Regions from separate parts of the Homo sapiens genome. Here region 2 is linked to region 1. A link is a loop called in an ENCODE intact Hi-C map of the cell type or tissue named here. Cell type or tissue: ovary. All regions are shown on one strand. Each heading gives the region's core, and the rest is flanking DNA. Links, peaks and the distances in the headings are about the cores only.

The links. A loop is a pair of places that touch in the nucleus more often than their neighbours do. Peaks named below come from ENCODE experiments on the same cell type or tissue, not always from the same donor. Only the 100,000 strongest peaks of a DNase experiment are listed, where the experiment ranks them.
Region 2: it touches region 1 in a loop (2.1-fold over the local background); 1 of 110 quality-filtered maps calls a loop at or near these places.

The regions. Positions count from the first base shown.
Region 1 is chr9:136,279,382-136,286,989 of GRCh38, forward strand. It overlaps CCDC187 (coiled-coil domain containing 187), which reads right to left. Exons shown (of 26, transcript NM_001378188.1): 8 at 6,704-7,314; 9 at 6,132-6,225; 10 at 2,170-2,282. It overlaps LOC124902308 (a long non-coding RNA gene), which reads left to right and starts at 3,862. Exons shown (of 2, transcript XR_007061862.1): 1 at 3,862-4,025; 2 at 7,443-7,608. RefSeq lists a silencer at 4,400-4,459. In ovary, for the core only: a CTCF peak has its summit at 4,546 (motif pointing left); a DNase peak (open chromatin) is centred at 4,530.
Region 2 is chr9:135,792,061-135,798,364 of GRCh38, forward strand. It overlaps KCNT1 (potassium sodium-activated channel subfamily T member 1), which reads left to right. Exons shown (of 31, transcript NM_020822.3): 31 at 1-3,442. The coding sequence ends at 101. Among named protein-coding and RNA genes, the nearest start is that of KCNT1, 93 kb to the left of the region's middle. In ovary, for the core only: no CTCF peak of the experiment used is centred there; no DNase peak of the experiment used is centred there.

The sequences.
Region 1 (7,608 bases), core at 1,558-6,557:
CTAGACCCAACAGACTCCTGTTGCCTGTCCCCCTGGGGCTACTGCACATTCCGCCCATAGGATGGTGAATGAGGTATAGGGGTAAAAACTGCCCCTTCAGGCTGCCCCTTCCAAGGAGGAGGCAGAGCCTGACTCTGACCTCACCCCCTTGGGAGATCCTGGCCAAGACGTGGCTGTCCTGCAGCCATTGGAACTGTCTGTGACTCACAGCAGCCAGCCCCTGCCCATCCAGCCTTCAGGAAGGGCGGTCAGCAAATCCAGCAGTGGGAGAACGGAGCCCCATCCCAGCCCATACCCGGGCACTCTGGGAAGCTTGCTGCACCTCCCTGGGCTGCACTTTCTGGGAAGAGAAAAGGTGCTGCTATGGTTTGAACATTTGTCCCTCCTCATGTTGAAATACAAGGCAATTCAGCCATGAGGCGGCAATTCAGCCACAAGGCGATTCAGCCATGAGGGTTCCACCCTTGTGAATGGATGAGTGCCATCATTGTGGGTGCAGGTTCACTATAAAAGGAAGAGTCCCACCCCGTCGTCCTCTCTCCTTCTCGCCCTCCTGCCTTCCTCTCTGTGTTGATGCAGCAAGAAGGCCCTTGCCAGACACCGGCATCTTGTTCTTGGACTTCCCAGACTCCAGAACTGTGAGCCAATACATTTCTGGTCATTATAAATCATCCGGTCTCTGGGATTCTGTTACGACAGCATAAACAACCAAGGCCAGAGGCCCACGGGGGCCTTCCTGGCTCTGAACTGCCGCCCCACCCCACCGGCACATGCGCTTTCTGCCTCTTCCTGTTGAATTCTCCCCTTGGCACTCATGCCTCAGATCCCACACACTGTGTATCCTCACTTGCTCATCTTCTTACTGCCCACTTGCCCTGAAACACAGGCACTGTAAGGGCCGGGGCCTGCTCTCTCAGTGCCAGGCAGGCAGTGATGCTCAGAGGGTGTGTGTGGAAGGAAGGGGCAGGTGCATACCAGGGCTGCAGAGGCTCCCACACCCTGGAGACTGGGAGAGTCTCCCAGGGGAGGGGCCGGGGTGGGGAAGACGCAGACCCTTCCTCCCTCAGAGGGCTTCAGGTGTGAGCCCGACAAGCCCTCCCCTCCATACACACAAGCAAGCATGCACACACACATGCACGTGCACACACACACAGGACCCTCTCTGCTGGTCCACAGAGAACAGCTTCCCTGAAGCTGCCAGGTGTGGCTCCAGGGCCCTGGGTGGATGCTATCAGTTGGGGAGGACCCGATGAGCACTCCCAAGCCCCACAGCCGGGAAGCAGACTCCAGGAGGGCTCCAGCCCAAGGCTTTGAACCCAGACCAGGACTGGAACCCTTCTCCTCCCCCTGGCACTGGCCCTGCAGCAGGAACACCTGGGGCTCCGCCCACTCCCCCAGGCCTTCCTCAGGCCTCCCCGCTGCCAGCCAAGGAGGGTGCAGGTTGTATCTGGGGCTGCTCTGGGGTGGTGGTCCAGGGTTAGGGGTTGGATGGGGGCCCCCATTCACTCAGAATGCACCCTCCCACCATCTCTCCCCCAGCCAGACATGAATGTGTTTTACTCCAATGCTCAAAACCTGTTCTTTTGAAGAAAATCAACAGACAATGATGAAGCGGCAAACGGGGGTCCCCCACTTCTGAGTCCACACTCAGTTCCCATGGCTGCACCAGCCCCTCCAGCTGCCCTGCCAAGCCCCCCAGCCAGGAGGGTCCTACAGCGCAGCCCACGCCAGCACGAGGCCCTCAAGCCCAGGGCTTCAGCAGCTGCTGGGTCCCTTGGGCACCAGGCAGTGGGCACTGCTCGTTGGAAACCCCGGATGAAAACACTCAGTAGCAGAAGAAAAAGTCGAATCCGAGCTGATGGGACTGTAAGGAAGCGCCCTAGGAGGTGGGCTGGGCACAGCGGCACGGGGCATGGCTGTCATGAAATAAGCACGTGGGTCTCATCCACCGAGGGCCCATCACTGCAGGTGTGGTGAGCACAGAGCACGCAGAGGGTCCCGAAAGCCTCTAAAACCTTTAATAACGAGGCGTGGATGCTCTCCACGTGGAAAAGGATTTCTCTACCCCGTAGGGCCAAGCTCGAGTGCTAGGCAGTGGAAGGTGTTCTCGGTGGATGCCCCGGCCACCCGACCAGCCAGCCCAGGGCCTGTCCGCAGGGTCGCCCTTACCGCAGCTCCGGGGGGTGCAGGGCGCCACAGAATCTGCCCCTCCGACCGACGGCGTCTCCTCCAGTCCCAGGGAGCCCCAGATAGGGTGCAGCGTGGCTGGGCCCGCATATGAGCTGGAAGACACAGGCACACGTGTGGCAGGGCCAGGCCCGTGGAGGAGACAGGAGGCAGGGAGATCCGGGGGACAGCCCCTCATTGAGCAGGAACCTGGGCTCCCGTGGCCTGGAGCAGCTCTCAGACCCCCAACAGTGTGCCCAGGGTGGGACCCAAGGGCCAAAAGCCTGGCGGGGGAAGGGCCTGAGGCCTGGGAGCCAGGAGGCAGGGGTGAGCGGGAGGCAGGGGTGAGTGGGTGGGGCCTGAGCATGCGTCCCAGCGTGGTGGCGTGGGCTGAGGTGAAGCCACCAGCCCACATCTGGGAAGCGTTGGCGCCAAGCCTGGCTGCTCGGAGCTCTGCACTCGGACCCCAGGGGGAACAGGGGTGTGCACGGTCAGCTTCCGTGGCCACCGTTGGTCCCCAGGGCCAAGATCAGAGTCTTCCCAGCCAGCGTGGTCATCGGGACCATCTCTACCATCTACTAAGGGCACTGCCCACCAGGCCCAGAGCGGAACGGGGTCACGCATCAGCTGTGACCCTCACCCCACTGCTCAAGGCTGGCACTGGAGACTGCAGGGCAACCTATCTGGGGAGCACCCGGGCTGTGACCATGGAGGCAGGTACAACTGGACCCACACACCTGCCCCCACTCAAGCTGGCCAGCACGCAAGGCTGACAGAGCCAGGAGCCAGGTGTGGCCACTGACCTTTCTCCCAGAGGTGGCCAAGTGGTGAGGGAGAGCTACCAGGCACGGGGAGGCAGTGCTACTGGGATGAGGGGTCTTTGGGGTGCACAGAGAGACGGGTTTGTGGGCGGAGCATGTGCTGAGCCTGCATCCGGGGCATGTGGGCGGGGCATGTGCTGAGCCTGCATCTGTGAGCACGGCTCACCTCACTTCGCATTTCTTATCAGGGCCCCCATCTGTGCTTCCTGGTACACAGTGACCCAGAACCCACTGGAGTGGCTGAAGATGCTGCCCACACCTGTGGCCCAGGGGTTGTTAGGCAGGGGGTAGACACGCCCTCCCTCAGCAGCCCGCAGGGCCCACAGGTGTTTGTCTCACACCTGCTGTGGGCAGGAGCTGTGCAGGGTCTGGTCATGGTGGTGACCCACCTCCCAACCCCCGCCCGCATTCCTGGTGCTGCAGGGGAGCTGGACGTGTGCCCAGGCCGTGAGGGGCTGCATGGCACCTGGGAGCACAGGCCTGGAGAAGTGTTCTGGAACCCGGGCTGGGTGGCTAGAAGCCCCAGTGCCTCCACCACTGAGTGCTGGGCTCCCATGGGACAGAGGGGACAGACTCACCCCAACTCAGAAATCAGTCTGAGGCCGGGCACAGTGGCTCACGCCTGTAATCCCAGCACTTTGGGAGGCTGAGGTGGGCAGATCACAAGGTCAGGAGTTCGAGACCAGCCTGGCCAATATGGTGAAACCCCGTCTCTACTAAAAATACAAAAATTAGCTGGGCGTGGTGGCGGGTGCCTGTAATCCCAGCTGCTGGGGAGGCTGAGGCGGGAGAATCGCTTGAACTTGGGAGGCGGAGGTTGCAGCAAGCTGAGATCAAGCCATTGCACTCCAGCCTCGGCGACAGAGCAAGACTCCATCTCAAAAATAAAAACAAAACAAAACAAAAAAGAAACCAGTCTGAGAGGCGGCCGGGATCTGGGGCACCCGAGAGGCTCAGCGTGGGAAACGCACCAGATGGCAGCAGGTGGAACCAGCAGAGGCTGTGTGCGCCAGCCCTGAAGCTCCAGCCCCTCAAGTGGTGAGTGGCAACGGACAGGCCAGGCCCCTTTCCTGGCTGCCCGAGCAGCGGCGGAAGCCTTGGCAGGGCCCAGCGAGCCTCTGAGCCTCTCCCTAATCCCTGCTCTCCACCAGCCCGGGTCCCTCCGGGCCACGGTTCATGAATATGATTCCGCCTCCTGCTGTCTCTCTGCCGCCTCGGCAGGGCTGTGGGGGTGGAGGGCACAGTCCAGTGCCCAGCCCTGATGGGAATGTCTGGGTGCCATTGCCACAGGGAGCCCTGGCCGCACCTCTGCCCCTCTGGCTGCACCCAGGCTGTGCCAGGAACGCTGAGACCTCAGCCTGGGTCTGGCCCTGGGGACAGATCTAGCTGGTCCCCCGGGAGCCCGGGGCACTGAAATTAACCTTTTCAAAAATTCTCACTGCCTCCGCCTCTGCCTCCCACCCCTTCTCAAGGGCTGGGCAGAAGTCGTCCTGGGCATTGCAGGCGACAGAGGCGAGGTCTGGCCCGATGCTGCCCTCTTCTGGTCACAATGGCTCAGTTCCATGGGCCGGACTGGGCCTGGGCAGCAGGTGGGGTTGGGAGTGAGATGGGGCACAACCCAAAGGCCCTGGCGCAGGCACCAAGCCCGCCATCCCCTGAGGGCAAAGGGGGCTTCAGGAGAGGAAGCTGGTGGGGTTTCCTAGGAAGGATGGGCAGGGGAGACCTCGGGCCAGGAAATGTCCCAGCAGGAGGAGAGGGGAGGGGAGGGGCAGGGAAAGGAGGGAAGGCTGGGCTTCGGGAGAGGGCGCCTCCTTCCCCCACATGTGGACTCTGGGCAACAGCCCCTCTGCTGCAGTGCCCACTGCCACCCTAGGGCTACACGTGGTGTCTGCCCTCATGCCCTCGGCCACCCAGCAGAAGACAGCTTGGTGGAGGTGGGTGGCATGACCCAGGCCCTGATGTCTGGGGAGCCCACGTCTAGGTGTCCCTGGTGGACCTGGCCACGCATTGAGGGTGCACAGAGCTTTCCCGAGAGACCGCCGCCGGCCTGGCCTCCTGCTTGCCCCGCCCGTGGTGCTGAGTTTTCGAGCCCGGGTTCCGGGGCTGCCTGGGAAGCAGCTGCTCAGGTCAGGCCGGGGTCCCTCATCCAGGGTGCTTCCGTCAAGGACAGAGGGGTGAGAGTGGCCGGGAGTGGCCCAAGAACGCCTGGCAGTATGCGGTGTGCAGGGAGCCGCGGGGACCAGGAGGGCACTGCTGGCCAGGAGGCCCTGGACAGGGATCCCGGCCCACACCAGCAAGAGCGAGAGGCCGGCTGGGCAGGTGGTGGGCTCGGAGGAAGATTTTTGGTGGGGGGCAGGTGTGGAGGGGGTTTTTTCAGGAGAGGAGATCCAAACGTGTTCACAAATCCCCAGGAGGGACTCAAGGCCACAGCTGCTGCTGAGGCTTAGGTGCTCGGGAGGGAGCGGCCGCCTCGTGCACTGCAACCTCTGTCACGAGCATCTAACTCAGTTTCCACCTGCAAAGCCCCCATGGACCAAGCCTGCTGGGCTCCGCTTCAGCCTGGGGCTCACTGGGGCTGCAGGCGCTGGGGTAGGGCAGATGCTCCCCCAGGGGGAGGGAGTTGGGCTGAGAGGGGCCTGGGGGCGCGGGACAGGCACAGTGTCCCCGGGAAGGGGCTTCAGATGTACCTGTGTGACATGGCCCCAGAGGAGGCTGCAGCCCGTGCTGGGGATGGGAGCCAGGTGTGTGAGGCTCCATGGACAGGCAGCCCTGAGAGCTCAGGTGGGGTCGCCGGGCCCGGATGGCAAGGACCACCCGAGTCACTGTCCCTGCACTCAGTCTGGAGCAGCAGGCAAGAGGGAGCTGCACCAGTGGCGTCCCCGAGGCCCGCAGCCAGTTCAGGGGGCATTCGTGGGGGGAGTGTCTGACGCGGGGCTTCCCTGCCCCGGCCAGCGTCCGAGCCAGCACCACCTGCTCCGGGTCCCTGGCCGCAGCCTCTGGACCAGCATGACGGGGACACATGGGGGTGAAGTGAGAGGCAGCCCGTGAGCGTGGGCGGGCAGGTGGGCAGGTGGGCAGGTGGGCAGGTGGGCAGGCGGGCAGGTGGGCAGGTGGGCAGGTGGGCAGGTGGGCAGGTGGTCTTACCTCCCCGCAGAGGGGCTGAGGGCCTGGAAGGGGGCCACGCCTCTCTGCAGCCTTTTGTCTGGTTTCACGTCCACGTGTCCCTCCTCTGGAAAACCTTGGAGAAGAGGGCACCTGGCTTCACTCCCTGGTCAGCCGGGAGCACGGGACGGGGGACCCAAGCCATCACAGCAGGAGAGGAGCCTGAGACACACCTGACAGGGGTGGGGGTGTGGCAGCCTCCCTGGCCCTCAGGCCTCTCTGCTGGAGGAAGGGCAGGGAGGCAGCAGGGAAGGAGCCACTGGAGCGGCCTCACCCTTCTGGCCAGAGAACAAGACAGGAGCAATAGCTGCTGCGGGTGCCATGTGCCACACAGGAGAGCTCACACATCCCACAAGGATGAGCCCACACACACCACATGCCACGTGGGAAAGCCCACGTACACTATGCTGCTCAGACCCCCTGGACTGTTGTCCTCCTAGCCCCCTTTCCAGAAAGGAAACCAAGGCTCAGAGAGAAAATGGGGTCCCCATTCCTCCCAGCCCACAGGACCCCCTGGCCACCCAGCGGTCACCGTGTCCCGGGTGCCGGCCTACCTCGGGGCTTGCTCTCGCAGTGGGCCCTCGGGCTCACACTCTGCTGTTGCTCCCAGCTGGGGCCCCACGACAGTGTCTCGCCGTCCAGGAAGTAGGTCGGGGGCAGAAGGGGCTGGGGCTGCATGCTCACCCACTCCCCAGGTGCCCCTCTGCCCCAGTTGGGCCCCAAGGCTCCAGGGCAGGCTGGGGTGGCAAGCGTGGGGGTGGCGAGCGTGGGGGCGGCAGGTAGGCTGTGGGGGCACGAGCGCAGCAGGCCCACAGCTGGGTCCCTGACGGTGTCCAGCGCTTCGGCACCCTGCAGCTTGGCGGTGAGGCTATCGACCCGCTGCTTGAGGACTTTGGCTGTGGTCTCTAGCGCCTGCAGCTGCGCCTGCTTATGCCGGAGGTGCAGGGAGCTGGAAGTGCCCAGGTGCTCAGCCTCCTTTGGGTCCAGGTAGATGCACATCCCCCGGGGTAGGTAGCGGGTGGTCAGGTCCTGGAGCTCCAGGGATCCCAGAGAGGGTGAAGCTGACAGCAGCACGGGGGCATCCCGGCCATCTTGGGGGCCCCCCATCCCTGGGGGATCTAGGGTCTCAGCATGGTTCCAGGCTCTGTTCAAACACAGGCAGAAGCTGCAGGAAGAGAGACGTGGACAGATCAGCTCAGGCTCGGTCGCCCCAGCAGGGCACGGAAAGCACGCGTGTTTTGCAGGTGTGAGCGTCACAGCAGCGTCTGTGACGGACCCAGTGTCTGTCCGCAGGGACCAGGGAAGCGGTGACGGTATCCACACAACAGACCACACAGCTGCCGCAAAGAACAGGGCCAGGCGTGAGCGAGGGGGCAGAGGAACTGGATCCCGGGCACTGCCGGTGGGGTGTAAAACCGTCCTGCTGTGGCCAGAGGCAGTTTGGTCAAACATAGAACAA
Region 2 (6,304 bases), core at 1-5,000, 490 kb before region 1:
CCCTGGCTCACGTGGCCAGCAGCTCCCAGAGCCGGAAGAGCAGCTGCAGCCACAAGCTGTCGTCCTGCAACCCCGAGACTCGCGACGAGACACAGCTCTGAGCCAGCCCTGCACGGAGCTCAGGCCACCAAGCCCGGGGTCCTCAGGAAGGACGTGGAGGAGCGTGTGAGGACACGGTGGCACTAGCGTGACCCTGGGGATGGCACACTCTACTCACCATGGCTCCTGGGACTCCACCCTGGAAAGGAGCCCCTCATGCGGGGGGAGGGCCAGCTCACCCCTGGGCACCTGCAGGCTAGTGAGGAGAGTTTTTTAACCTATTTTTACACGTCGATGCAGTCCACTTCTCTTTACACAGATGTACCGCAACTCGTGACCAGGGCTGGCTGGGAGGGCAACGCAGGGACTGGACGCCCTACAGGGCCGAGCCCAGGCTGTGCTGGAGGGTGGGGCTGGGGTGCATGGGGAGGGGAGCAGAACCCAGAACCCAGGAGCCCCGCGTGGGCCACACCCAACTCAGAGCCGGCCTGAGCGTTCACGGCCAGGCAGCCTCGCTTCCTTGCAGCCAAGGGCTGGGGGCCAGGGCTGCTGTTCTGCACTCTGGGGTGGGTGAGGGGGACCCTGGGCTGTTTGCTGTCCCAAGCCCCTTCTGGAAGTTAGAAGCAGCAAAGGGCCCGGGGAAGCCGGGCATGTGAGAGGGGTGCGTCCCCAGGTCCCCCAGAGGGCCCTGTCGCCGAGGACCTTTCTGAAGGAAGCAGAAGACGCCATTTCCTCTACTTCACACTGAACTGTCCCAGCCACTGCATCTAGGGGGCATTGGGCGGAAGATGGTGCATTTCCATGGACCATTTTACACTTACCTTTTAAAGCAAAGCCTCATTTTCTAAACCCCTGACTTGTGAAGCACAATTCAGCCTCCGGGCTGGGCCACGTGGAGAGAGAGGATCTTCTCAGCAAGGCGAGATCCCGGGCGGCGGCTGACATCAGGAGCGCCACCCTGCGTCCTTTGCTGCTGGTTCCTTACTGGTTTGTACGGTCAGCGCTGGAAACTTCTATTAAATGGATGCATTCTGGAGGCATGAAGTTACAAGTCAAGTCGCCCTGCTCGTGTTTCCAAGGCTCTCACCCCTCCCAGCCACCCCACTTTAAGGGTTACAAACACCTGCTGGGGTCCCCACCCCAACCCCATAGGCAAGCCCCCATTCCCCAGCCAGGCCAGGACAGTCCTTCCAAAACTCGGGAACCAAATTGTATTTGGCTACTGGTGACTGGATCCTGGTAGCCAGGAAACCTGCCTGGTGGTGGGGGTCCCAGAGTCCAGGAGGGCTGTCTGGTGAGCTGCCCATCAGCCTCACCCCTGCAGCCAGGCATGTCCCTGGGGTGGGCACAGAGACCCCAGGCTCTGCCCGCAGTGGCACAGAACTCATCTGAGGCCAGTGGCTGCTGGGGATCCCCTACACTGGGGGTCAGGGCTGCCCCAGGTGGGGATGTGTGTGCACCTCACCACGTTCACTTCAGGGTACCCCAAGAGGCTGAAGGGGAAGGACCAAAAGGCCGAGGTGCAGCCCCTCCCCGGTGTCAGGGCAGACAACACAGCAGCTGCTGGAGGGGCCGGCCCTGGCCACACAGACTAGCTAGTCCCTTACTCCCGGCCTGTCTGGAACCCTCCTGCTCAGAAGGTGCCCACTAGCCCTCTGTGGGGGACAGAGCCAGACATGGGTGGTCAGGGAGAGGCTGTGTGGATTCAGGGGACCAGAAAGTAAGTCCCAGGACCTTGATGGAGCGGCAGGGATTGATGTTGGGCTAGGGTGGCCAGAGCCTGTCCCAGCAGGGCTGGGGTCTATCACGTTCCTGGGATCCAAGCAGCGAGCACGCCCTGCCCCGCAGTCACCCCGCCCCGCAGTCGCCCTGCAGCTGGAAGGCCCAAGTCTGCCTCACCTGGGTGGCCTCTCATGTCCCCCACACCCTGGCCCCCAGGCGAGGGGGGCTGCACAGCACCTGCAGGGAGGAGAAGGGAGAGAAAAGCCGGTCTGGCTGCTGGGATGGGAGGGCCACAGTTCCAGCAGTGGCAGGGGAAGCTGTAGCCCCTGGAGCCCCACACTGGAAGAGCTGGCCTGCAGGAGGCACCATGGGGGAGTCGCATGACTTATTCGGGATTGACTTGCGATGTGGATGGTGTTCCCGGAGTCCCCTGTGGCCACTCCACCACCATGAGGCCGGGAGGCATCTTAGCCTTTGAGCCTCTCTCCAGGGGTGAGCGGAGCCCCCCAAAGAGGGCTGAAGGCTTGCTGCCCAAGAGGGGCTGGGTGAGCACTTGGGGCCTCTGAGAACATCAGTGGTCCGTTCCCTCCTGCACACTGGTGGCAAGTGGCAGCATTTTTTCATAATCTCCAGTAATGAGGCCACTTCGGGTCCAGCCCTGGACATCCGAGGAGGAGGCGGGCAGTCCCTGCCCCTTCACTAACCGCAGAGGATGCCAGCTCTAGGCCCCCTGCTCCGCCTGGAGCTCATGCGGGCAGCCGTGGACACAGGTGGCACCCAGCGCCCAGCGGCCTGTGAATCCTCCCGTGGGCAAAGCTGGGAGCCAGGGGCTGGAACCAGGCAGGTCAGTGACTGTGAGATGCCAGCTGCCAGCCCAAGAAAAGCTGCCTGCAGCATCTGGAAACTTCTGTGCTCTCCTTGGCCTCTGTGTTCTTCATCTCCAGGTTTAGGGAGCACCCGGGTGCCTCTCTGCTTGTCCCGAGCCCACTCACCAACAGCCCCAGCTTGCACAGTCATGACATCAGGAAGGTGGGTCCCTGCTCCCAGCCGTCCTCGTCCACCATCACTTCTCCCAGCCTCGTGTCCTGCTGACCCATAAAAGGTCCCCCTGCAAAGTACACCAAGTGAAGTAGGATCTGAGCAAAGGTTGAGGGACTGAATTCCCTAAGAAGTCATCACTGCCTAGAATAAGCGAAAAGAATTTTTTTTAATGTTTTACGGTAGAATTATTTGAAACATACAAAATGAGTGAGACACCTGCTATTTTCCTTATTCCTGTTTTTTGTTTGTTTTTATTTTCCTTATACCTAATTCATCTAACAGAAAACTGGGCAGGGCGCAGTGTCTCACACCTGTAATCCCAGCACTTTGGGAGGCCAAGGCAGGTGGACTGCTTGAGCCCAGGAGTTGAGTTTAAGATCAGCGTGGGCAACATGATGAACCCTGACTGTATCAAAAAGTACAAAAAAAAAAATAGCTAGACGTGGTGGCATGTGCATACAGTCCCAGGTACCCAAGAGGCTGAGGAAGGAGGATCACCTGAGCTGGGGAGGTTGAGGCTGCCGTGAGCTGAGATGGCACCACTGCACTCCAGCCTGGGTGGCAGAGAGAGACCCTGTCTCAAACAAAACAAACAAACAAAAAAGAAAAAGAAAATAAAACTGTTTGCTCAAAATCAGAATACCAACAGTGTATTGGGTGATTATCGCTTATGTGTGAGTGAAATGTAAGAGCAACGTTAAAAGGGACAGGTGGGAGGAAGCGGGGGCCATCAGTTACAAGTTACCATGTGACCTGAGAAGCAGTACAGTGTAACTTACAGGTGGATCTGGATGAGCTGCAAACTCTAGGGCAACCACTAAAATATATATATACTTATTTTTCTTTTTATTATTTTTTTCTATATATGGAAGTATAATTGATACGCTACAAAAGACAAGACTATGGAATCATATAAAATGCTTAACTGAAACCAGAGAAAGCAGAAAAGAAAGGCAGATAGAAACTAAGACCAAGGGCAACAAATAGAAAACAGTTACAAATATGGTAGATGATAATCCCACGAACCCAGTCATCACATTCAATGTACATGAATTAGTCTAAATACACCAATTAAAATACAGAGACTGGCCGGGCGCGGTGGCTCACACCTCTAATCCCAGCACTCTGGGAGGCCGAGGCGGGCGGATGACCTGAGGTCAGGAGTTTGAGAACAGCCTGGCCAACATGTGAAACCCCAACTCTACTAAAATTACAGAAACTAGCCAGGCGTGGTGTTGTGTGTGTGTGCCTGTAATCCCAGCTACTCCGGAGGCTGAGGCACGAGAATCACTTGAACCCAGGAGGAGGAGGCTGCAGTGAGCCAAGATCGTGCCACTGCACTCCAGCCTGGATGACAGAGCAAGACTTCATCTCCAAAAAAAAAAAAAAAAAAAAAAAGATGGAGACCGATAGTGGATTTGTTAAGTCCCCAAGTTATGGAGAGTCACATGACCAGCACGTCAGCCCCAGCTTCAGCAGTCCTCAGCCCTGTCTGTCCTTCTCCACCTCCCACACACACCTCAAGCCTGGATGTGTGTCCAGGCTGGAGGGTTTTAAAGTGACCCCTAGATGGCACATGGTTTTACAGCCGGCAGTGTGGCCAGCCAGTTCCCCGCAGCTCCAGCTCCTGAAGAGCCCCTGGGTACAGGAAGGTGTCCCGCTCAGCAAGCAGATGCTCGCCGCTGGAGAGGTCCAACCTGGTCAGGTGCTCAGGCTGCAAAGGGCACCCACGGCAGGTGGCACAGCTGGTTGGAAGCCAGGAAGAGCTCCTCCAGGCAGGCACCTGCTTGAAGGTGCCAGGTGACAGGTGAGCGATGCAGTTGCCTGAGGGTGCATGTACCTCAGTGGGGAAACTGAGGCACGGCCCCTTCATGGCCATGCCGCCTGCCAGGTGTCCAGGCATTGGCTACCATGATCAGCCCCTGCAGTGCCCCTGGGTCCCAGAAAGCTGCCGTCTCTGCCCCACAGCTGCCTGGATGGTTGTGTGTGCGGGCCAGGCTCCAGAGGCCCCACCTTGCATGCATGGAAGGCACAGAGGACCTGTGAGGGGCACTGAGGCACGGCCGCTGCAGGGCAAGGGCTTCTCCTTGAGCAGAAGAGTCAGGCAGGACTGAGGACAGAGGATGCTCAGAGAGCAGCCGGCCCAGCCCCTGCACCTGCCCGGAGCCTCGCTGCTCCACTTGCCCTGGCATTCCCGAAAGCAGGCTGCAGGGGAGCCACAGGGCACCCGGGGCAGAGTCTCACGGAGCCCCCAACTCACACATTCGATCTACTGCTGCGACTCCCAGCCCGCCCCAGAGGACAGCAGCCAGGAGCCCTCCTGACCTCCGAGGAGCCCAGATCTCCAGGGGACTGACAGTGGCTTGACCTCCTGTCTGCTGAGCACCGCCGAGCCTCAGCGCCAACCCCGGAGCTCTGCGCTCTCCCAGGATGCCAGCTCCCATCCAGCTGTTCCTGGGCCCCTGCCCTCACTCAGCCCGCCCTCTGGCACCACCTCCACACGTGAGCTCACTCTCTTTCTCTGTTCCCCTCTGAGCAGCTGAGCTTCTCCAGCCTTCCCCCATGCCGTCCTCTTCCTCACCCCACCCCCAGTGCCCCCCAAAACACACCCTGAGTCAGGCTGGCTCCTGGCCACTGAACATGAAGGGTGCTGCTGGTTCTCACCTCACTTGACCTCCACTGGACACTCACCCCACCCGCCCTCCGAAGAGTCTGTCTTGGCCCTCCTGATGGTCCTCACGCAGCCCCAGACTACTGAGGTTTGCCGGTGCTGACCCGTCTACCAGCTCCCCCAGAAGTCCATCCACACTCAAGTCCGGGAACTCGTCAGCCCACTCCACATTCCAAGTGGCTGTCCTGGGGGTACCTCAGACTCCACGTGTCCAAGCCGATCCATCTGTCACACCCTCAAGACCCCATGTCCTCCCTCAGTGTCCCCCACCCACACCCTGAGGCCACCCGCCGTCTCTCACACGGGCACTAGGGGGCGCCTCTGCCCTCTTTCCTCTGCTTCCCAAGCAGCCTCCGCCCTCTCCAGCATCACCAGGAAACGCTCCCTTTCCTGTGCCTTGGGCCCTTTGCCTGTTCTCTGTAACCAGAGCTGACCTTCAAATCCACCCTATCACTGTCTAAAATCCTGGGGTGCAGCGTGACGAAGCAGCCCTAAATTCTGAGCGTGACGAAGCAGCCCTAAATTCTGAGAGCGGCTGTGAGTTCATGCTGGGGTGGGCCTTGGGGGCTTGGCCACAGCGCCTGGCACCCAGGATGCTCATGAAAGGCACTGATGGCTGTTTGGGACCAGGCATTCTTCCAGGCATGTGTCAAACACGGCCACCCCTGGAAGGCCCTGGGAACAGCCTGACCCTGGCCGTGCTCCCGGCCCTGAGTTCTTTGCTGCAGCAAACCAGCCCTGTAGAGCAGTGCATGTGGCAGGCAGGACAGGTCTGGAGGAAGCAGCCCACGGTGGCAGCTCCACACACCAAAACACCAGCTCCGCGCTGCA